Linked DNA regions of Mus musculus: region 2 is linked to region 1. The links are chromatin contacts, found by Hi-C or POLR2A ChIA-PET in ENCODE. All regions are on one chromosome and are shown on one strand. Each heading gives the region's core, a stretch centred on a gene start or an enhancer-like site at or near the end of the contact. The rest is flanking DNA. Distances are from core to core; before and after follow the strand shown. Region 1 overlaps Gm9530 (predicted gene 9530). Region 2 overlaps BC034090 (cDNA sequence BC034090).

What was found. Hi-C counts contacts between places; a loop is a spot of excess contacts on that map. ChIA-PET counts read pairs that join two places held with the same protein, here RNA polymerase II (POLR2A).
Region 2: POLR2A ChIA-PET joins it to region 1 with 28 read pairs in Patski. The contact joins two enhancer-like sites. A Hi-C loop is called at or near these places in 2 of 37 maps with a recorded cell type or tissue (gastrocnemius and left cerebral cortex). POLR2A ChIA-PET finds 5 or more read pairs at or near these places in 2 of 5 experiments (Patski and embryonic stem cell).

The regions. Positions count from the first base shown.
Region 1 is chr1:155,069,905-155,075,786 of GRCm38, reverse strand. The region is part of intron 3 of Gm9530 (predicted gene 9530); the gene reads left to right. It overlaps Gm51651 (a long non-coding RNA gene), which reads right to left. Exons shown (of 3, transcript XR_003948059.1): 3 at 5,583-5,612. Among named protein-coding and RNA genes, the nearest start is that of Gm9530, 10 kb to the left of the region's middle. Within about 2 kb of position 3,971, at least 1 of the 3 ENCODE cell types and tissues checked has a DNase peak (open chromatin) inside an H3K27ac peak, as active enhancers do; it is left cerebral cortex, where a contact is called at or near this core.
Region 2 is chr1:155,209,245-155,214,526 of GRCm38, reverse strand. It overlaps BC034090 (cDNA sequence BC034090), which reads left to right. Exons shown (of 10, transcript NM_001370865.1): 10 at 814-2,056. The coding sequence ends at 1,007. Among named protein-coding and RNA genes, the nearest start is that of Gm31102, 31 kb to the left of the region's middle. Within about 2 kb of position 1,840, at least 3 of the 3 ENCODE cell types and tissues checked have a DNase peak (open chromatin) inside an H3K27ac peak, as active enhancers do; they include left cerebral cortex, where a contact is called at or near this core.

The DNA of each region.
Region 1 (5,882 bases), core at 2,722-5,221:
ACAGCTCTCGATGGGCAGTTATGGAGACCAAAGTTTACATCCCAGCATCCATGGTACCCCACAGATGATGTAACTTCAGTGCTAGGTATTTGTTTGACAAACCTGGCCTCTGTAGGTACACACACCTGTTTCTCTCTCTCTCTCTCTCTCTCTCTCTCTCTCTCTCTCTCTCTCTCTCTCTCTCTCACACACACACACACACACATACACACACACACACACACACACACACACACACCCTCTATCAAGTAAATGTAAGAAGCATGCTTTCTTGGTATCACACCCTCAAAGGTGTTCCTTGCCTGGGAGCTTTTGTTCCATGCTCTGGGAAGAAACTTGGGGGAAACGGCTTAAAATAACCAGTTTCCACCGGCTCTCTCACTCTTTCTAACTTTGGGTCAAACTCTGACTTCTCTGCTTCTCTTTTCTCAGCTGGGAAGTGCTTGTTTCCTGCGCACTGCTCTGTGGGGTTTGGTTATGTTCAGCTCCTGCTGCATCGGCTGCAGGCCACTCACTAAAGGTGTCTTTCTTCTCTTCCTCAGTGGTTTTGTAAAATGGCCTGGCCTCCTGGCTGGAGAGACCTGGTGAGCAATGTTGTTGAACATGGGCTTCTCTCTGGTGGGAAAACCAGACCAGGAGCGAAGGGTGACTAGGCCAGATGACTCAGGATTTGGCAACTGGAGCATTCTTTGGAGCATTCTGTAAACATTGGTCAATAGAGTCTTGCAACATGCCCCGCAGGTGGGAGGCGGGAAGAAACAAGGGTGTGGAGGATGTGGAGGCAGGGAGGAGGCCAAACGTGTTGCTCACAGAGGACAAGGGTGACGGGCTGAGACGTTTGCTCCTTCGCCACACTGGCAGGAGGTACCCTCTCCAGCAGGCTGCAGTGGTGATCAGTTCTCATGGTCCTGGTCTCTTTCTGCCCTCTCCTCTTTCCCACCAACCTCACAGAATCCCGCTCCCCTCCCCCCTCTGAGAGTAATTCCAGTGTTCTTTAAGCTCCCTTCCCAAACTTTATACCCCAAAGCCACAGAAAATCAAAGTCCAATATCTGGGCTTATTATAGGGGCTGGAACAAGGACTTGGGCAGCAGAGGCTTTGCCCAGCCCTCTCTCGGTTAAGTGAATATATACCTCTTCAGCCCGCAGCTGTGCTTTCTGCCCATAGGTTCCTGGGAAGCTCGTTGGGAAATACTCAGGAAGGTGGGTGAGCTTTCCTGGCTATTAGTTATTGCATCTTGAAGTCCTAAGGCTTCTGTATCCTACCCACCATGGTTCAACATTGAGCGGGGATCCCAGGGCATTCCCTCTTTCCTCAGCAGCCTGTATCACTCCAAGGCGATCACAAAAAAGGGGAGATTGGGGCCAAGGGGCATGGCTCTCCTGTCTTCTCCATAGAGGTGGGCCTCTCCTCCCAGAGATGCCTTCTTCCACTTCAAAGGGATTGGTTCCTGTCCTCCTGGGAATACCTAACTGGGCTGGGCCCTCTGCAGAAAGAAAAGAGAGGTCAACATGAATGGACAGCCCGGCTGAGCGTATATCCGCTCTTCCTCCTCCCTTACTCTGCCTTCTGCCTTCTTTTTTGGTGGAAGCTAGAGGCAGGAGACCTCAGGCCTTCTCCCACGTGGCCAGTGAGTCACTAGTCACACTCCTGCCTTTAGGGGCCTTGTGGTCAGGTGCCTCCGAGACCCTTTGTTCTGCTCATGGCTTACGCTGATGGCCCCAGGGGCCTCACTTCCTCAGTCCCTAGGCAACTGCTGGCTATGGAGGCACTAGCTCTAGTGCAGTGAGCCAACTAGATGTGGACTTTCTCTCCAGGGGAGTCTCTGAAGGGGGAGGGGAGAAATGGGGGAGAAGGAGGATGACATCAGGGAGGAGATGGGCCATGAGAGCCAAAAGCCTAGTCGCCAGGGATGTCCTCTGTAGTTCCAGTCATTTCCAGATGAGCACACTGGTAGTCACACATGAGTATTCCGCTTGCAAGTCATCACAGGTGCTGGGCTCACTTAGTCCAACTCCATCCCATTCCTTCTCCCCCTTTCCAGTTCTTTCCCCCTCTCCATATTTCATCCTGCGACCCTCAGTGAGGATGAACTGTGTCCTTTACCCCATGGTGGTTCTCAGAGTGTGGCACCTGAGCCAATCGCATCTGCATTAGCAGGGTACTTGAAATGCAAATCCACAGGCTCAGCTCCGACCTAGGGAATCTGACACACTCAGCAAACAGCACAGCCACCCTCAAAGGGACTCAAAGGCTTCAAGCACTGCTTCGGTACCATGTCTGTTAGAGGCAAAACACTTAAGAGTGGAAACACTGTCCATAACAGAGAGGCCAGGCAGGTTCCAGTAGATGCTCTACTGAGCTCGGTTCCTGGCCAATACCCCCACCCACCTACCCTGAGCAGCTTGCAAAAGTTACTGGAGGCCTCTGTCAGTCACAGACAACAGGAATGCTGAGCAGGCGATTTCTGCTTATACTGCTCCTGATGCTGCTTTTGGGGGGAGGCATGCGGTGGGGGGGACGGGACGGGACAGGATTCGGGACAAAGGCTCAGAGGTAGAACTGCTCTTCTTTTCACAGTGTTGTGAAATGGGGAGGGATGGTAAAAGAGAAAGAGGAGAATGAACCTAAGGGGAAATGGCTTCTCCTTTAGTAGCTAGCGGCTTGTGTGAGGAATGAGGTTAGTTGGTGGACTAGCCTCTTCTCTGGAAGGGTGTCATTTGGTTTTCTGGGTGCTCCCCAGTGTGGAGCACAGAGTACGGTAGAAAGGGGGGCTGGATGAGCACTCAGGAGAACCTGGGCGTGGTGCTGTAGGCCTAGAGTCTCCGTATTTGAGAGACTGAGGCAGAAGAATCCCAGGGTTCAGAGCAGCCTAAGCTAAAGTGTGATTCTATCTCACGAAGGCAGGGGAGGAGAGAGCGGAGGAGGGGCGGGGGAGGGGAGGGAGGAAGCCGAAACAAGTCATGAAAGATGAACAGTCTGGACACGTTTGTTGTGGCTTGAGGCAAGTCTTGGTGGCCTGTTTCTCAAACTACACAACTGGACTGGACGTATCAGCTTCACTCATCTGAAAACAGTGCTTTGAGGATAAGATGAGACCCTTGTAGAAAAATCCTTGGAAAGCTAAACTGTTTGGGACTTGACAATGCTAGGTGTGTGTGTATGTGTGTGTGTGTGTGTGTGTGTGTGTGTGTGTGTTGAACCCAAAGTACAAGCAGTTTTGAGGGGCAGTCTGTTAAGTTAGAAAGGCCAATTGACTTAGAAGTCAGGAAATCTGTATTCTGCTTTCTTTTTTCGCCTCCCTCCAACCTTATTATCAAGAGTCGGCTGCTTTCACCATTGAGGCCTCAGTTTCCCCACGGTACAATGGGCACACTCAGCTAGACCATGTTTCCTGCTAGGCTTTAGCAGCCTGTGAGTCCAGGCCTTTGCAATAGTTGGTCCTCATGGTTGTGTACTTTCAGGCGAGCTCCGTGGTAATCTTCTCTTTGCTTCATTGAGAGAAGCCAAAGAGGGACACACGAGGGTATTGTTGCTACATTCAGGATTCAGACCCAAAGCATGAAGGATGGAGACAGAAGGCAGCGCTGGAAGGCTGTTGGGAAGGATGGTGTATTCTCTGACACAATTTGCCGAGAGTCTGCAAGATTTTTTTTTTAAACCTCTGAAGCTTAGGTTGGCAACTCGTAAACAAAGGAGTTCCCAAGAAAGAAAAGCAAGTGGCTGGCTTTATAGACTTCGATCCTCCCACTTCGCTGGCTTCACGACATGGGAGATTTGAATTTCCCCTTCTTCTTCCTTTTTTTATTTTTCTGGAGACCAGAAGGGAGGTTGCTTGAATTCTACATTGTCTCCCCTTCTTCCGTAGTTGACCTTAGGCAGACTATTCAGAAAGGAAGGTCGAGGGTGGACAACTGCCTTCAGGAAGAGAAAAGACAGAGCCCAGTTTCCCTTTAACAGACCCAGCTCTTCTACATCCCTAGCATCATCTCTGGTCCTGGCCACCTGCCACCCCTCTCCCACCCAATTCAAGGGTGTTCACCCTGAGCCTCACAGACATTCTTTCTGCTCTTCCTTGTTGGGGGCCACTCACAACCCTGGGAAGCAGATTAAGTGGTCAAACCGGTACCAGAACACCTCAGGGCCCTAGGAAACTGTAGCCTCCTCTCCTGGGAACGGCCTGAGGCTATTTTACTCCCTTAGTCAGCACTGGGCGGGAAGGGAGAGGGCCTGGGAACGGCCAGTGGCGTGAGCTTCTGTAGCAATTGCACCTCTGTAAACACAATAATAGCAGGTCTGGGATTATGGTTGTCACCCTTGATAATTATCAGCTGCAGTGCCTCCCCCCCCCACAGGTGGACCACACCGGGGCTCATCACTGCACAGGGGGTTGTGGTGTAAGTTCCAGACTTCCAGATCGCTTCCTCTAGTTGCTAGGCAACTGAGAGTATGTGTAGGGAGCAGGGATCTCATTTAGGAAATTCTCCCCAGGTCTCCCAAATTACTGAAGTCTAAATTGATTGTTCTCCAAGTGGGGACCTTGCATGACTGACTGCTCCCCTGGGAAGGTTAGAGGCTGTTCTAAATGAACAACAGGCTGGGCTGGTACCCAGCGAGGGATCCAGCCTATACTGGGGAGTGGGGGGAGGGAGGGAGGCCATTTGGATGCTTAGATTCCCTAACTTATTTAGGTATGGGTCTGAAGATGTCACGCAGGGTCAAGGTTAATAGGACTCAGAGCTCCAGCTTCATCCTGACCGTTGCCATGAGAAGCAGCTTGTATCTATCTGTCATGAAGTGGCCAGATAGGCCCATAAGGAGGTTCTGCAGAAGAGAAGATGAGCAAGGAGGAAGTTGGGTTGGTGTTAGCTGGCTTGTTTTGGTGGCAAGCACCTGTGTGTCAAGGGGCAGAGCCTGGTATCTTTTGTTCCACTCCCAGGCTCCCTGGTATTGTGTGTGTGACCACAGGGAAAGGGAAGATTTTTAGAGTTGCCTTGACTTCTTGCTGAAGGTGATGTAATTTAGCTCTGCCCCTCACACTCCAACCTCCCACCACTGCGTGGTTTGGGAATCCATTCCCGAGAGTCTTAGTTTCTGTATCACATGTTGGTACAGAACTGTGGAGAAAAAGAGGAAGCAAAAAGTCTCAAGACTTGATCCTGGTTCCTTTTTTTTTTTTTTTTTTTGGAGACAAATTCATGCTATGTAGCTCAGACTGGCCTTAAATTCCCAGCAATACTCTGGCCTTAGCTTCTATTGGATATGTGTGTGTGTGTGCGCGTGCATGTGAATGGGTGCATGTGTGTGTGGAGGTCAGAGGTCAATGTTGAATGTCTCTTCAGTTGCTCTCTACCTTAGTTTTTTTTTGAAGCAGGTCTCATGCTGAACCTGGAATTTACTAATTTGGCCAAACTAACTGAGAAGTAAACTCCAGGGGGCTCTCCTTTCTCCACTGGAGACATGCTGCTGAGACTGGCTTTTTATATGGGTGCTGGGGACTTGAACTCAAGCCCTCATGCTTGTGCTGCATGCACTCTACCTATGGCACCATCTCTCCATCCACGCCTATTGGATTTTGAAGACTCTGCTGTGTACATGGTAGGAATTCCTTGCTGTGAAGAGAAATCAAAGACAAAAGCATTAGAGTCTGTCTAAGCTTCCTTACACTAAGACAGGCGCTAGGGCCAAGAAGGAAACGAAGTCCAGGGTGACCCAGTTTTTGCTCTCAGGGAGTTCACGCTATAACCAGGGAGGTGTCACATGCTCTTCTGCAAATGAAGGTCATTTTTCTTTCTGGGAATGAGCTGCTCACAGCAACCGAGGTTGGGGCTTTGCCTAAGGTGGAGGCAATGAGAACCGGTTTGTCTTCCCAGAGGGAAAAA
Region 2 (5,282 bases), core at 591-3,090, 140 kb before region 1:
CCTCTGTCCTTCAGCAGGCTGGCAATGTTCACACAGCAGAGGATAGCAGCAGGCTCCAGCTTTCCCCAGAGGAACCTACCCATGTCTGCTGTCAGGGCAGGGCAGCTGACAGAGAACCCGAAAGATGCCCAGCTCTCAGGTGGACTGGGCTGCGGCAGCTGTGGCTAGAGACCTGCCCTGTCAAACCAAGGCCCCATAGCTCTCCTACAACATGGCTTTCTTGGGAGCCAGCCACAAGTCCCTGAAGGGCTCGATCATTTTACAACCCAAGGAATGATCACGCTGGCCAGGCTGAGCCTCTTCGAGTGGTAGAGGGAAGGGTGCAAGAAACAGGCAAGTAAGCTGTAGACGTGGGCATCTATTTCCCCTGGACTTTGGCCACATGCCACCAAATCCCAAGTGAGGAACTGTGTGAATGACCCTGAGGCCAGCAATAATCCTGCAGAGTACTACGAAGGAGATTTGGTCCCAGCCACTTGTATTACTCTAGTGACGGGTCCTCTGCCTTGGCCTTTGGGTTGAGCCTGGGTGACTTGAGCTACGGACTCCATCTATTTATGAATCCTGAGCAACACAGTGCACCTAAGAGCTGATGTCAGAAGAGGGTAAGATTAGTTCATGCGTGCTAAACTGAAGGCAGATAATGGAATGTCTCCAGGCATCAGTTGCAGGGGTTTTGCTATTTTGAAAGAGGCCACAGAGAAATGAGGTTAAGCACGGGGCAGAAGGTAGGGAGCGACACCTGACGTCAGTTGTGAGGGGTGTGTCACTGTGTCCTGCATGACATCTCATCCCCTCTTCCTTCCTTTGCAGGGCTCTATGTGCAGGCCATGGCTGACCTGGACACCGCGAAGCTGTACTCGGGGCTGCTCAGGGTCGGGGATGAGATTCTGGAGGTGGGCGGGGCCAAGGTTGCTGGACTGGGCTTGGCTCACATCAAAGAGCTACTGGCTCATGCGGAGAGCTTGTCCATTCGTGTCCTGAGACAAAGGCCGGTCCCCCAGTGACCCAGAAGTACCGCTGCTCTTGCTGACACTCCTACAGGACCCCTGACCCACACACGCAGCAGGAGGGGCTAGAAACATGCCACCCAGAGATAACATGTGAACGGAAAATGCAGTTCACAGATCAGGCATCTGTCTGGGCAGTGGCAGAAGCTGTTCTGATCGGCCCCCTGCAGGAAGAGGCCGAGTACCCGTGTGTACGTTCAGTTAAGATCACTAATTTATACAGGTCTAGAGACAGAGAATCCTGGTCTCCTCCTTCACAGAAGTGGTCACGTTCCTTTGTTGGAGGGAGAGAACTGCCACTGACTAATCCTTGGGTTGGTCCCTGAGAGCTGGCCTCAGCTTCTGGCCACACTCACTGAGAAGGCTCCCCAGCCCCCAGCAAACCAGAGACAGCGTGGCCACCCTGGCTTTGTGCCCCATCTCTTTCAGCCGTGGCTTTCCTGGTTTCCATGTGACACTTTGCTTCTGATCCAGAAAGGGCTCAGTGTCTTGGCACAGCCTGACAGCCAGGAGCACATATTCCTAACTGTGTGTTCTGTGAAATATGGCCTGACAGGAGTTCTGTGCCCCTTCTGGGTATGCAAACTTCTGAGAGATTCTGGGAGCCAGAATATTAAGAATTACTAGAGATTTTTATGACCAACACAAAGTTGAAAAATGAAACTATTGCCATTTGCAGCAAGTGTGGCCATGGTACTAAGGATGTGGGGGGCCGGCCCAGCCAGCCCTTTGCCTCCACCCCTGCTAGACAGAGGTTGTTGCAGCCTGGCCTGGGCGGGCCTTTGTCTTTGTTCTCTTGTCCAGCTTGGAGCCAGGGCTGCAGCTGGTGTCTGGCTCTCCCCCAGCTGCAGGGTTCCTATCCAGACCTCCCTGGTGGCAGCTGTGGGTGGGCAGCAGGCAGGGAGGCTGCGAGCTGGAGGTGGCCATCCCACCTAGGCATAGCGCAGCCTGCTCAGCTTAGATCCTGCTCAAGGGCTGGGGACGCTAGATGCCTGGACAGGCGTCAGTCTTAAATTATTAAAAAGCCAAAGCTGCTTTCACTGGAATTGCTGGATTCTGTCTTCACTTTGTCTCTACCAGCCCTAAGAGGCTTGGGGCAAGGCAGGGGCAGAAGGGTACAGGTATGGCCAGGGGGCATTCAGAGGGGACATGTGGAGGCCTGCAGGGGTAGGGTCATGGCCAGGGTAGATGCAGAAGGCTCTGCAGACCTTGAGTCAGGAGAGGAGCCCTGGCAAGGCTGAGATCTGAGAGAACAAAGCTAAGAACCTTGGGCTAGGTGCACGGTGGGCTAGAGTGTGTGGCTCACTGCCGGTGTGGATCTTGTCACAGTGCCAGCTGTGGTCTCATCTGGATTGGGCTGACATGAGTGTCATAGGCAGTTTTTATCGGACAAGGAAGACACTGAGGGAGTATTGTCTGTGGCGAGGTGAGAGAGGAAACTAGCCTGTCTTGGGAAGGAGATGGGGACATTTGCAGCAGAAGTCAGCTACAACTCTACGGCTCCTGCCCCAGAGGCTGGGGAGAGGAAGGGAAGTGGGGGACTGTCTCAGAGCCCCAAGAGTGCAGGACTGGATGGCTAGGACTACCCCAGGCTGGAGAAAAAGCAAAAAGAAGGGGCTTCTAGCAGGTGGATAAGAGTAGCCAGCCTATCATGTGCATGAAACCTCAGCACATAAAGAGGGCACTGGAGCACTCGAGAGATGAATCTGCCCCCATCCCTTCCCTGCAAACGCTACAATCAAGGGGAAGCCCTGGCAACCCCATACAGCAGTGGTTCTCAACCCGAGGGTTGCGACCCCTTTGGCAAACCTGTCTCCAAAGATATTTCCATTCAATTCATAAAGGTAGGAACATTACAGTGCTGAAGTAGCAATGAAAATAATTTCATGGTTGGGGTCACCACTGCGTGAGGAACTGTATTAACGGGTCGCAGTGTTAGAAAGTTGAGAACCACTGTCCTGCTGGATATTCCCTAGCCTGGAGCTGCCACTAAAGAAATTTCACCTCTGGGGAAAATGTCAGTAGCAAAAGTCACCTCTGCTTTCTGTTATAGCAAGGTCACTTGTCTTCTGGAGAAATGCAGTGAAGGGGCTGGGAGAGGCCAGGGGGCTGGGGTGGCAGGAGCTTCTGCTGGCCAGGCCCTGGTGTACCCCAGTCTTTAAACGGGGCCTACCAGGAGTGTCCTGCTTCTTGGCCTTTCAGAGGTGGGAAACCCAGCTCGATGGCGGTGCTGGTATCAAGTTCCCAGCTCTGTCTGCCCCGAGTGAGGTCCACCCGTCTTCTCTAGCCTTCCTCCATTTCCCCTCCCCCAGGGCAGAAAAGGACAGAACCCAGATGTGAGAATGTACAGGGCATACAGGCTTTCCTGCCTCTGACCTGAGATCTGAGGCACCCCGTGGCCTCTGCTTTCCCCTGGGGTAAGCAATGCTGTGGTCCCTGGCATGTGTGTGAGTGAGTGAGTGTGTGTGTGTGTGTGAGTGTGTGTGTGCGTGTTTGTGTTGGGGGATAGGGAGAGTGCTTTGCTCTCTCCAGCATCTTGTCTGTTCTGTCATTTGCTTTACCTATAGAGCTATTGGTGTGGTTCCCCAGAAACTGCACCTTCAGAACCTTCTAGAACTTAGTTAATTGTCCTAAGCCAGATCTGGTGCAGGCTGGAGAGGTGGGGGAAATGAGGAAGACTCCATTAACAAACAGAACAAGGAGGGGCAAGAATCCCACGCCACCTGGTCAGTGTGGCAGTGTCTGGCATGGTGCAGCCTGGTGCAGAGCTGGAGGGCTGGTGGTGAGGACGGAAAAGGCACTCCTAAGCACAGCTTTGTGAAATGAATGGGAACTTCATTCTTCCTGTTTATCTGTGGCCCTTGCTGAGTCTCTTCCACCTACCCACTGCCTGGCAACCTTTGCAAGGATTAGAGAAGTGTCTGTCCTGGGAGCAAACCATGACACTGCGCTGGCGCTGTTCCCTCTCCCTTTAGCCCTCACACAGTCGTGCAGTCGGAGGCCTTTAGACTGTGACTTTTCCTCAGTGCAATTATCCTTCACTTACCTGGCAACAACTGGCCTGTCCTGGTGCACCTGCCCAAGCCATTTCTTCTCTCCCCAGGCATATTCTGGAGCTATTCACAGGCTCCTGCCGTCCCCGGATCCCTTCCCACTCTGCACTGTGAAGTCTCTTTCCAGGGCAGCCAGAACACCTGCTCAGAAATGGCAGCCTTCCTTGGCAAGCTCTGCCCAGCTCTCAAAGGCTGTGAGTTTGGCCAGGTCGCTGGGCTGGGCCCAGGAAGGGAGCTGCTGGGACTGGCTCAGATACTGTGCCCACCGAGCCAGGGCTCAACAGCTGCCCTGCCAGTCCTGGAGGGCATCCGGGACTGTTCTGTGGATGCCCGGGCACCTGCCAGGCCTGTCTTTGTCTTGTCCTTCTGCAGTCTGGGCTCAGGCCCCTATCACAGTGTGGGGCTGCCCTTGGGGCTCTGGGCAGGGGCCAGGCACAGAGGGGAGGCCTGCTCTGTGCTTTGGGATGCCCACACCTCCTGAATGGAGTCAGCTTTAGCTGAGAGATAAGGCAAATTGGCATGGCATGGGCTAGAAGGACCACGAGGCAGCGGGCCCATCCCACCTGGGGACCACAAAAGCTTCTGGGGAGGGACAGCTTCAGCCCTGTGACACCCCAAGTTCACCAGCCTCCATCCAGCTCAGAAGCTAAATTGGGAGGAAGGACTGTGGATGTGGTAGGAGATCTTGCACTGCAACTGTTGCCGCCGCAGACACGACAGAGTCTCTGGGTCTTCTTGGGTTACTAAGATCAGAAGTTTGTTCAGTTTTCTTATAAACAAAATCCAAATGCCACTGGGGCTGACTTCCTAAGCTCCTGGACTAGAATTATTATCTTGGGTTAGCCCAGGCTGGCCTTGAACTTGCTGCAATCCTCAGCCTCCTGAGTGGCTAGAATTTATGCAACTATGCCAAGGCCTAGATCAGATTTCCTGAGTTAACTAACTTTAACTTTAGTAACAGCTCTGAGACATGGTCAAGACCGAGGCAACTGTCACCCATGCTTTACCTTAGGCACGGAAGACTTTGATGTTTTAGGAGCTGGCTCCATCAGGAGTGTTCGTCTCCTCAAGTGTGAGGGCCTGATTCTCAGCACCCACATTTGTCAGCTATGGTGATGGATGCTTGTCACCACAGGGGTGCAAGGGTCCCTGGAGTCAGCTAGGCCCCAGCTGGAGATCTTGTCTCAAACACCAAGGTTGATGGCTCCTGAGGAACGTG